Linked DNA regions of Homo sapiens: region 2 is linked to region 1. A link is a contact called in ENCODE Hi-C or POLR2A ChIA-PET data. All regions are on one chromosome and are shown on one strand. The core of a region is the stretch at or near the end of the contact, and the rest is flanking DNA. Distances in the headings are between cores, read along the strand shown. Region 1 has its middle 16 kb from the start of LINC00570. Region 2 holds the start of E2F6 (E2F transcription factor 6).

Region 1 (4,458 bases), core at 881-3,380:
GCTTCATAAAGTAAATATTGCCATCTGAGACCTGGCTTCAAACTCTGAAGTAGAACACCCCAGTTACACTTCCAGTAACTTTCCCTTTCTTGCTTAAACTACTTTGGGTGAGACTTTGTTCTTGTGATGGAAAGAGCTTCGTTGAAGTGACAAATGCTGGGGGATGCTGAGTCCACATCCCGGTCTGTCTGACTCCAAATCTGAGTGACTCTGAGTCCAGAGGTCATTCGACTTCACATCAAGGCCTCTCTGATGCCGCCTCGCATCCCCTGAGAGCTTGGCAGACCTGGAGGCTCTCGTCAGAATTCCCCAACAAAATCTGTGTTTTAACAAGTTCCCTGGTACCCCTGGGGGGGCACTGATCTGATTCACCCACCAGCCTCCCAAGGCCCTGTAGTGCTGAGCTGTGGACCTCACTAGGACGCTCTCCTTGTCCCTGCCACTAGCTCCAGTGGGATCTCAGGCCAAGACCTCTCCTACCCTTGGCTCCCATTAACTTCTTTATAAAACAAAAGGCCCTCCCTGGTCCTGAGCTGAGGTGGCATCAGCTGTTCCCTTCAAAAAAGTGGCCCAGAGAAGCGGGGAGTAGAGAGTGACTGCTAATAGGTACAGGATTTCTTTTTAGAGTAATAAAAATATTTTAGAATTAGACAATGGTGATGGTTATCCAACTCTGTGACTGCACTAAAAACCATTGACTTGTACAACTTAAAAGGGGGACATTTTATAGTATGTGAACTATAGCTTAATAAAGCTGTTATTAAAAAACAATGGTACAGTACTTGAGAAAGAGAAACAATAAACCTTGGTAAAAAATAGGTTCAGTTTTATCTCAAAGCCCTATGGCTTCTCTACAGGAAGCCTTTGCTTTTGTTCTGTATCTCATGGTTTCTCTTCACAAGGCCGTTATGAAGCTCAGATGGCGCAATGGCTCAGAAGAGATTTGCAAAGGAATAAGCGAGAGATCAGAGCAGGGAACGCAGGTCAACAGCAGCCCCTCCTCCCTGTCTGCCTTCCCCTGAACCTCCGTGCAACCAGAGCCTCTGGGGAGAGGCAGGTACATCTTGTGTTTCTTTTCAGTGCAACTGTAGCTGGCCGGATGCCACAGGACATTTACTTTAAAAGAATATTTAAAAAATTTTTTTAGAAAAATGAAGGTCTCGGGACTGGGCACGTGGCTCATGCCTGTAATCCCAGCACTTTGGGAGGCGCAGGCGGGAGGATCACTTGAGGCCAGGACTTCAAGACCAGCCGGGGCAACATAATGATACCCCGTCTCTACAAAAACTTTTAAAAAATAGTCAGGTGCAGTGGTGAGTGCCTGTAGTCCCAGCTACGAGGGAGGCTGAGGCAGGAGAGTGGCTTGAGTCCAGCAGTTTAAGGTTGCAGTGAGCTGTAATCACACCACTGCACTCCCGCCTGGGCGACAGAATGAGAAAGAAAAAATGTTTTTAAAAAATTTGTCTCTAAGAAAAAATGTTTTTAAAAAACATTTTTTTAATGAAGGTCTAGTCATCAAGACCCAAGACCCCACTGTCTGGCAGGTCATCTTGGGGAATTCCTATCCATTTAGCTTCCCCAGGTCCAGGAACTTCCTTGGACCTCCTGGGTTGACTGCCCCCATGTTGCCCCGGCCAATGCTCAGTAACATTTGTTGAATGCCTGATTGTGGCCCACATTTAGAATTATTAGAGAAAGGCCGGGCGCAGTGGCTCATGCCTGTAATTCCAGCACTTTGGGAGGCTGAGGTGGGCAGATCACTTGAGGTCAGGAGTTCGAGAACAGCCTGGCCAACATGGTGAAACCCTGTCTCTACTAAACATACAAAAATTAGCTAGGCATGGTGGCACACACCTGTAATCCCAGCTACTCGGGGGGCCAAGACAGGAGACTGTCTCAAAACAAACAAACAACAAAACAGAATTATTAGAGAAAGAACATTTAAGGAAGTGAGAAAATGTGGTAAGGTATGAAACCTTGGCCTGTTGAAAGCCAAAATCACCTTCTGATTAGGAGGGGCCTGGCCTCCAACCTCCCTGGAGAACGGTTTGTTCCCCTCCTTTGCAGCCAGGTTGCAAACATTTATGACCCATTTAATCATGCTCAGTGTTTGGAGCCACACAGAGAGGGCTTCTGCAGGCTCGGACGTCATCTCGGGGCGAAGGGTGGTGTTTGATGTGTCACGCGATGAAATGCTCCCCACTCCACTCATGGTTATTATTTTTTTGCCTTTAAGCAGACAGAGTCCATCAGAGATTAGAACTCTGCCAGAGTTTCTGGGTTGAGTGATGAAGCACAAATGTTTCCCTTTCCAACGCTCTCGGAACTGTCAGCCTTATTTCTATGGCTGTCATTCTCTTATTCACAAAAACGAAACCGGGCTAAGCTGCCCTTCCTCCCTGGGCTTTTTCCAGCCTGAAGTCTCTGAAATAGCCATGTTTGTTGTAGCAGCAAGTGGGAATGTTGTCTGCTGTGATAAATGGCCCGTCCCTTCCCCTAAAATAGCCACTGGACTTCCTGGGAACTTTCCTCTCAGTCCTCTGATGAGGGAGGGTCTCGGTGGGCCTGTGGGGACTCAGCAGGGGCTACCTGGTTCAGGCTGGCTCCTTCTCCTTAAAAGCAGAACGAGGGCCCATTCGAGTCAGAATGAGCCCCTGCAGAGCTTCTTAACCGTATACAACCCCGGGCAAGCTATTTTGCCTCTCTGAGCCTCGTTTTCTCACCACATTTGGGCCAAGGAGAAGACTAAATGAGATACTATATGAAAGGTGCTGGGCCCAGATCAGACCCTTAATAAACAAGAATTCAGGCAGGCAGCGGTGAGGTTCTTGCCTGCTCCCTTTCACCCATAGATGCCTCCTGTCACTGCCTAGTGGCTGAGCTCTGGGAAGGGAGGCAGGGGACCCACCTCACTCCCTGCCCTGTGCGTACAGCCTAAGCCAGGCTCACTGAGTCCCTCACCACCTCCTTTGTTCAGTAAACATTGACTGGGCATCTGCTGTGCCCCAGAGCCTGCAGGAGGCCATGGGGACAAGGACAAGTCAGACATGGCTCTGGCCCTCAGTACAGAGATCTCTACAGGATGCAAGGGACCCTAATTGATCTGTTGTACAGTGGGAGTTCGAAATGCCATGGGCAGGAGAGAGAGAAGCCTGGCATTGACTGGAAGCTTCCAGAAAGGTTGCTTCTCTTACTGAGGCTGGGCCACACCCTGGGCTGTTGGGAGCCCCCCACCATGCCTTGTTTTGTTCAGCTCTGGCATACGGTAACCATGTATTACCAGCAGGAATTAAAGGAGCTTTAGGAAATCAGTGATCATTGAGACAGGGTCTTGCTCTGTCACCCACGCTGGAGTGCAGTGGCGTCATCATGGCTACACGTCATCATGGCTACATCATGGCATCACTGCAGCCTAGACCTTCTGGGTTCAAGCAATTCTCCCACCTCAGCCTCCCGAGACGCTGGAACTACAGTCATGCATCACCACACTTGGCTAATTTTTTATTTTTTGTAGAGACAGAATCTCACTATGTTGCCCAGACTGGTCTCGAACTCCTGGGGAGCCCAGCAGTTCTAAAAGCTGATTACCATAAAGGCATCTTGAGTTTGGGTCTGAATTCCCTGGCAGCTAAAACAAAGGGAGGAACATATTGAGTTACATAGTTTTCTTTTTCTGACAAAAGAATGCATACAAATTGACTTGAAGAGCCGGGCATTTTCCTGGAATGAAGTGCCTGCCAAAACATGCTGAGGGTAAAAGAGACACTGGGTTGTGGAATGGACCGAGGCTTCCACCACAGTATTGCAAAAGACCCACAGACGCTGCTCAAACAGACGATGCTTGTAGGACATTCCCAAAAAGGCAGAGGCCACCAGGAACATCATAACTCAGGGAAGGCACTTCTACCTTTGATGTCCCTGTTCTCTTAGGACAAGTACAAGAAGAACCCAATGAAAATATGGCTTCACCTACATCCCCAAACCACAGCAGAGCCCTCAGAGTGGCTTCACTGCAAGGATCCAGCATCTCCATTCATGGTCTGTGGATGGTTGACATTTGAAGAAAACACCCAACCACATATGCATATGTGTATCCATGTACACATTATATGTATGTGTGTGTATACACATGCAGTTTTTTATGATTGTAAAACTAGTGCTAGTGTTCTTTGCAGAAAATTTTGAAATATAGAAAAACATGAAAAAAGTATATGCCAGTAACAGCAATTCAGAAAGATAACCTCAATTAGACCTTGCTATATTTATCTGTAGTCATTTATCTACATGTGAGATATATATACATATATCTCTGAATGTGACCCTAGGGTCATTGGGTCATTCTCTGCGCCTTTTTTTAATCTCAAACTTTTTCATTTAACAAGATTTTACATATATATATATATACGTATATATATGTATATATATATATACGTATATATACGTATATATATGTATATA
Region 2 (4,458 bases), core at 1,308-3,807, 88 kb after region 1:
GAATGAACTCCCCTAAGAAGAATGTGTAGAGACGGTAGAAGAGAACCCTGAATAATACCAACATGTGGCCAGCTGCAGAGGCTCACGCCTGTAATCCCAGCACTTTGGGGAGCTGAGGTGAGAGGACTGCTTGAGCCCAGGAGTTCAAGACCAGCCTGGGCCCCATAGGAAGACTCCCATCTCTAAAAATAAAAATAATTAGCCAGGTGTGGTGGCATGTGCCTGTGGTCTCAGCTACTTGGGAGTTGGAGGCAGAAGGATCACTTGAGCCTGGGAGGTAAGGCTGCAGTGAGCCATGATGTGCCACTGCACTCCAGCCAGGGTGACAGAGTGAGATCCTGCACCGGGGGGGGGGACAAAAACAAAAACAGAAAAACAAATCAACATGAAGGAATGGGAAGAGGATGAGGACAAGGAGAAGCCAGAGAAGCAGATGGAGCATCAAACGTCAAGGAAGCTCAAGGGAGGGTTTCTAACACGAGTGTTGTAGTCAAAACTACAACAGCTGCTGGAATTGACGAGCTTGTCGGTGACCTTGGTTAGAATGGTCTTACAAGTGTGCTTAGGATAGGGGTCCCCAGCAGTGGGTTGGCTGGTAATAAGAGGCCATCAAGTGGAAACAGTGAGTGTAAATAACCTTTTCAAGAAGTTTAGCTGTGAAAGCACTTTGGGAGGCTGAGGCGGGTGGATCACGAGGTCAGGAGATTGAGACCATCCTGGCTTACACGGTGAAACCCCATCTCTACTAAAAATACAAAAAAAAATTAGCCGTGCGTGGTGGCGGGTGCCTGTAGTCCCAGCTACTCAGGAGGCTGAGGCAGGAAAATGGCGTGAACTCGGGAGGCGGAGCTTGCAGTGAACCGAGATCAGGCCACTGCACTCCAGCCTGGGTGACAGAGCAAGACTTCGTCACCAAAAAAAAAAAAAAAAAAAAAAAGTTTAGCTGTGAAGAGGAAGAGAGACAGTAGATGGGAGGGGATATGGAATCAAGGGAGAGATCTTTTAAGATGGGGATGGATTTAGAATGCGGTTTTAGTAGTCAAGAATTTATCATCTGGAGTTAGACATTTGGAGCTTCAACCCAAGTTTCTACACTTATTATCCAGCCACAGGCAAGCCGGCGTTACATGCATCTCCAAGTCTGTTTTGGCAACCGTGAAACAAGAATAATAATCTTTTAGTATTATAAAACACTGCTGTGAGAAATGAGAAATTAAATGAGGCAATAATCACAAACTATTTGGTAGGGGAACCAGGCATAATGACTTGGGAAAATGTTTAATTACTACTAGTTATAGAAAGAAAGCAGCAGAGAAATTGAAAATACGGGGAGAGGTCGGGCTCGGTGGATCACCTGAGGTCGTCAGGAGTTCGAGACCAGCCTGGCCAACACGGCGAAATCCCGTCTCTACTAAAAATACAAAATTAGCTGGGTGTGGTGGCGCATGCCTGTGATCCCAGCTACATGGGAGGCTGAAGCAGGAGAATCTCTTGAACCTGGGAGGTGGGGGTTGCAGTGAGCTGAGATTGCGCCATTGCACTCCAGCCTGGGGAACAAAAGTAAAACTCAATCTCAAAAAAAAAAAAAAAAAAGAAAAAAAAGAAAGAAAAGAAAAAGAAAATGCATTTGTTGAGGGCCCTGATAACCGCGGGGAATACAGCATCTGGTCCTGAACAAGAGAAGAAATCAGCCTTTGCAGGAAAGGGAGCCAAATTTCCTAACCATTTTCTCTGTCAAACAGGTGGGGAGATAATTTGATGAATGGGAGCTGTGGCGTGGGAAATATAAAGCGTGGACAAGGTTTTAAACGGCTGCAGTAGAGCAGAAGGATGGGAGAGGAGGCAGAAAAACAAATGATAGGTTGCAGAGATACAGCTAGAGTCCATAGAAGGAGATAAACATGGACTCTCTAATGCAAAGTTGAGCAATTTTCTCCAACAGTGCTCTGAAGTTCCGATGTAAAAGCCTAGAAGACTGATACCACGTCTGTGAGCAGATGCTGAAAGCAGAAGGCGGGAGAGCGCAGTTCGCAGCACGTGATGGGCAGCGCCTGGCCCAGGGGGAGCAGACGACCCAGACGACGGCCAGCGGGGTTGGCGGCGGCGCGGGGAGGAGGGGGCCGGATTTGGGAGACCACCGCCCGTCCCCGTCCCGTCCCGGAGCTTACCAGCAGGCCCTCCACGTTGATGGGGTCTCGGCACCGACGGCGAACCGTCTCCTCCGTCGGGTCCAGGAGGAGACTGGGTAACTTCCTCGCCGGCCGCTGCTGACTCATGCTGCCCGGCCGGGCGTCCTGCTCCCCTCGCACCCCACGAGCTCTCCCGCCCTCTCGCGCTCAGCTCGAGCACCGCCCCCCACGCGCCGATTTCCAAGGGCCCAGCACCTAAGGGGTCCGCGGCTTCCTCCGAGGCGCCGCCCGGCTAGGCCGTCCCGCCCGCCAGTAAACGCGGCACGGCCTCACGTGCCCGGGAGCTCCCGACGCAGACGGAAAAAGAGGAGGGAGACCCGCGGATCTCAAGTCGCCCGGCCCGCCATCTTCCCGCATGCGCAGTACACCGCCCCCCTCTGCGCATGCCCGCCGCTGCCGGAGCGCTCCCACGCACCGATCCTCTCCCGGCGGCTGCCGCCCGGGAAACCCGGACCGCGGAATCCACGGAGAGGCTGGCAAAGGAAAAGGAAGAGGTGGAGCCGAATTCCAGAGGAAGGGAACAGGGGTGAGAGAAAAGAGGCAACCGGGAAAACCCAGCGGTCGCCTGGAATTCTCGACGGTGATAACTGAAAGTTCTGAGGTGATAACTGAAAGTTCTGAGCCGCAGAGATGTTCATTTATTCCTTTTTTTTATTTTAATTTTTTTTTTGGTCGCCCAGGCTGGAGTGCAGTGGCGTGGTCAGGGCTCACTGCAGCCTTGAATTCCCGGGCTCAAGCGATCCTCCACCTCAGCCTCCCAAGTAGCTGGGACTACATGCGCGCGCCACTGTGCCTGGCTAATTTTTAATTTTAATTTTAGTAGAGACAGGGTCTCAGTATATTGCCCCGGCTGGTCCTGAACTCTGGGGCTCAAGCCGTCCTCCCACCTTGGCCTCTCAAGTGCTGGGATTATAGGCGTGAGCTACCACACCCAGCCTTCATTTATTCGTGAGCTCTGTTAGCGCATCTTACAGGCAGGTCAGTGTTGATGCTTAGTAAATGTGAGCAACCACACCATTGTGGAATCGTTTTACCTCTGCCTGCCCGCCTGCCTGCCTGCCTGCCTTCCTTCCTTCCTTCCTTCCTTCCTTCCTTCCTCCTTCCTGTTTGACGAATGAGTTATCGTTGACCTATAGTGTCAGATATTGGGGTGGGCACAGGCGATACTTATTCGTTTGAATATGCCACGGGTTCAACCTCCAATTTCAGTGGGGACAGATAAGTAAACAGAGCATGTTAATTTAGCTGGAGCCAGAAGGTGTGTTTTCAAGTCCTGGCTGCCTCTACGTATAAACTAGAAGACCTTATTAAGCCAGTTACTTAATCTGTCTGTGCCTCAGTTTCCTTATTTGGAAAATGCAAATAATGACAATACTTACCTGATAAGGTTGTTGTGAGGATTAAATGGATTAATGGATACAGGTTGCTGTGATTAGAACAGAGGCCAGCACATGTTTGAAATAAAAAGGCAACACACCGTGGTATGTACAGAGTTGGAGGGAAACAACTGGTTAGACTGGGGGTTTCTACACAGCCTGAGGTGGGCGAGGTGAGGCAGGGAAAAATCCCCGAAGAAGCTGGTTCCCCACTAGACTGTGAGGTCAGAGGCCTTCTCTAATCTTTTTTTTTTTTTTTCTGTCACCCAGGCTGGAGGGCAGTGTCACGGTCATAATTCACTGTAGCGTCAAACTCCTGGCCTCAAGTGATCTCCCAGCTAAGACTCCCAAGTAGCTGAGAGTACAGGTGCATGCCACCATGCCTGGCTAATTTTTTTTTATGTTTTATTTTATTTTATTTTTTGAACTCCTTACCTTAAGCAATCCTCCTGCCTCAGCCTCCCAAGGTGCTGGAGTTATAGGCGTGAGACACCCATGCCTGGCTTCTAATCTTTGTATCTCTATCATCTAGCAAAGTGTCTGGCAAATAAAACATGCTCTATTAATGTTTGCTAAATAAACGATGAGAAAAAAAGAGAACGTAGCGGAGGTCTCGAGAAGACTGCATATTGTTGCAGAATGGAGAATTTCCCAGAGCCGTTAGAAATGGCCATTTGAAGGCATTTATTCAGCATCTGCTATGTGTTTGGCATTCCACATGCATTTGCTTATGTAAATCTCATATCAAAACTGAAAGATAGGTATTTTTCTGCCCAATTTGCAGATCAGCAAAATTAAGATCAGCAGGATTACAAAAATTTACTCAAGGTCCTAGTAGGCAGTGGTAGAGGCAGGCTTTGACTCCACAACTGATTAATTAATTTGGCATTCAG

Evidence for each region. Hi-C counts contacts between places; a loop is a spot of excess contacts on that map. ChIA-PET counts read pairs that join two places held with the same protein, here RNA polymerase II (POLR2A). Pooled maps may share reads with other maps.
Region 2: a map with no recorded cell type shows a loop between it and region 1 (4-fold over the local background). The contact joins the promoter of E2F6 here to the enhancer-like site in region 1. A Hi-C loop is called at or near these places in 2 of 37 single-sample maps with no recorded cell type and 3 of 50 pooled maps. POLR2A ChIA-PET finds 5 or more read pairs at or near these places in 2 of 52 experiments (K562 and activated CD8-positive, alpha-beta memory T cell).

What each region holds. Positions count from the first base shown.
Region 1 is chr2:11,376,046-11,380,503 of GRCh38, forward strand. No RefSeq gene overlaps it. Among named protein-coding and RNA genes, the nearest start is that of LINC00570, 16 kb to the right of the region's middle. RefSeq lists enhancers at 1-258, 2,156-2,365. Within about 2 kb of position 2,131, at least 11 of the 41 ENCODE cell types and tissues checked have a DNase peak (open chromatin) inside an H3K27ac peak, as active enhancers do.
Region 2 is chr2:11,463,604-11,468,061 of GRCh38, forward strand. It overlaps E2F6 (E2F transcription factor 6), which reads right to left and starts at 2,558. Exons shown (of 7, transcript NM_198256.4): 1 at 2,169-2,558. The coding sequence starts at 2,276. RefSeq lists enhancers at 1,752-2,309, 2,310-2,866, 3,294-3,373.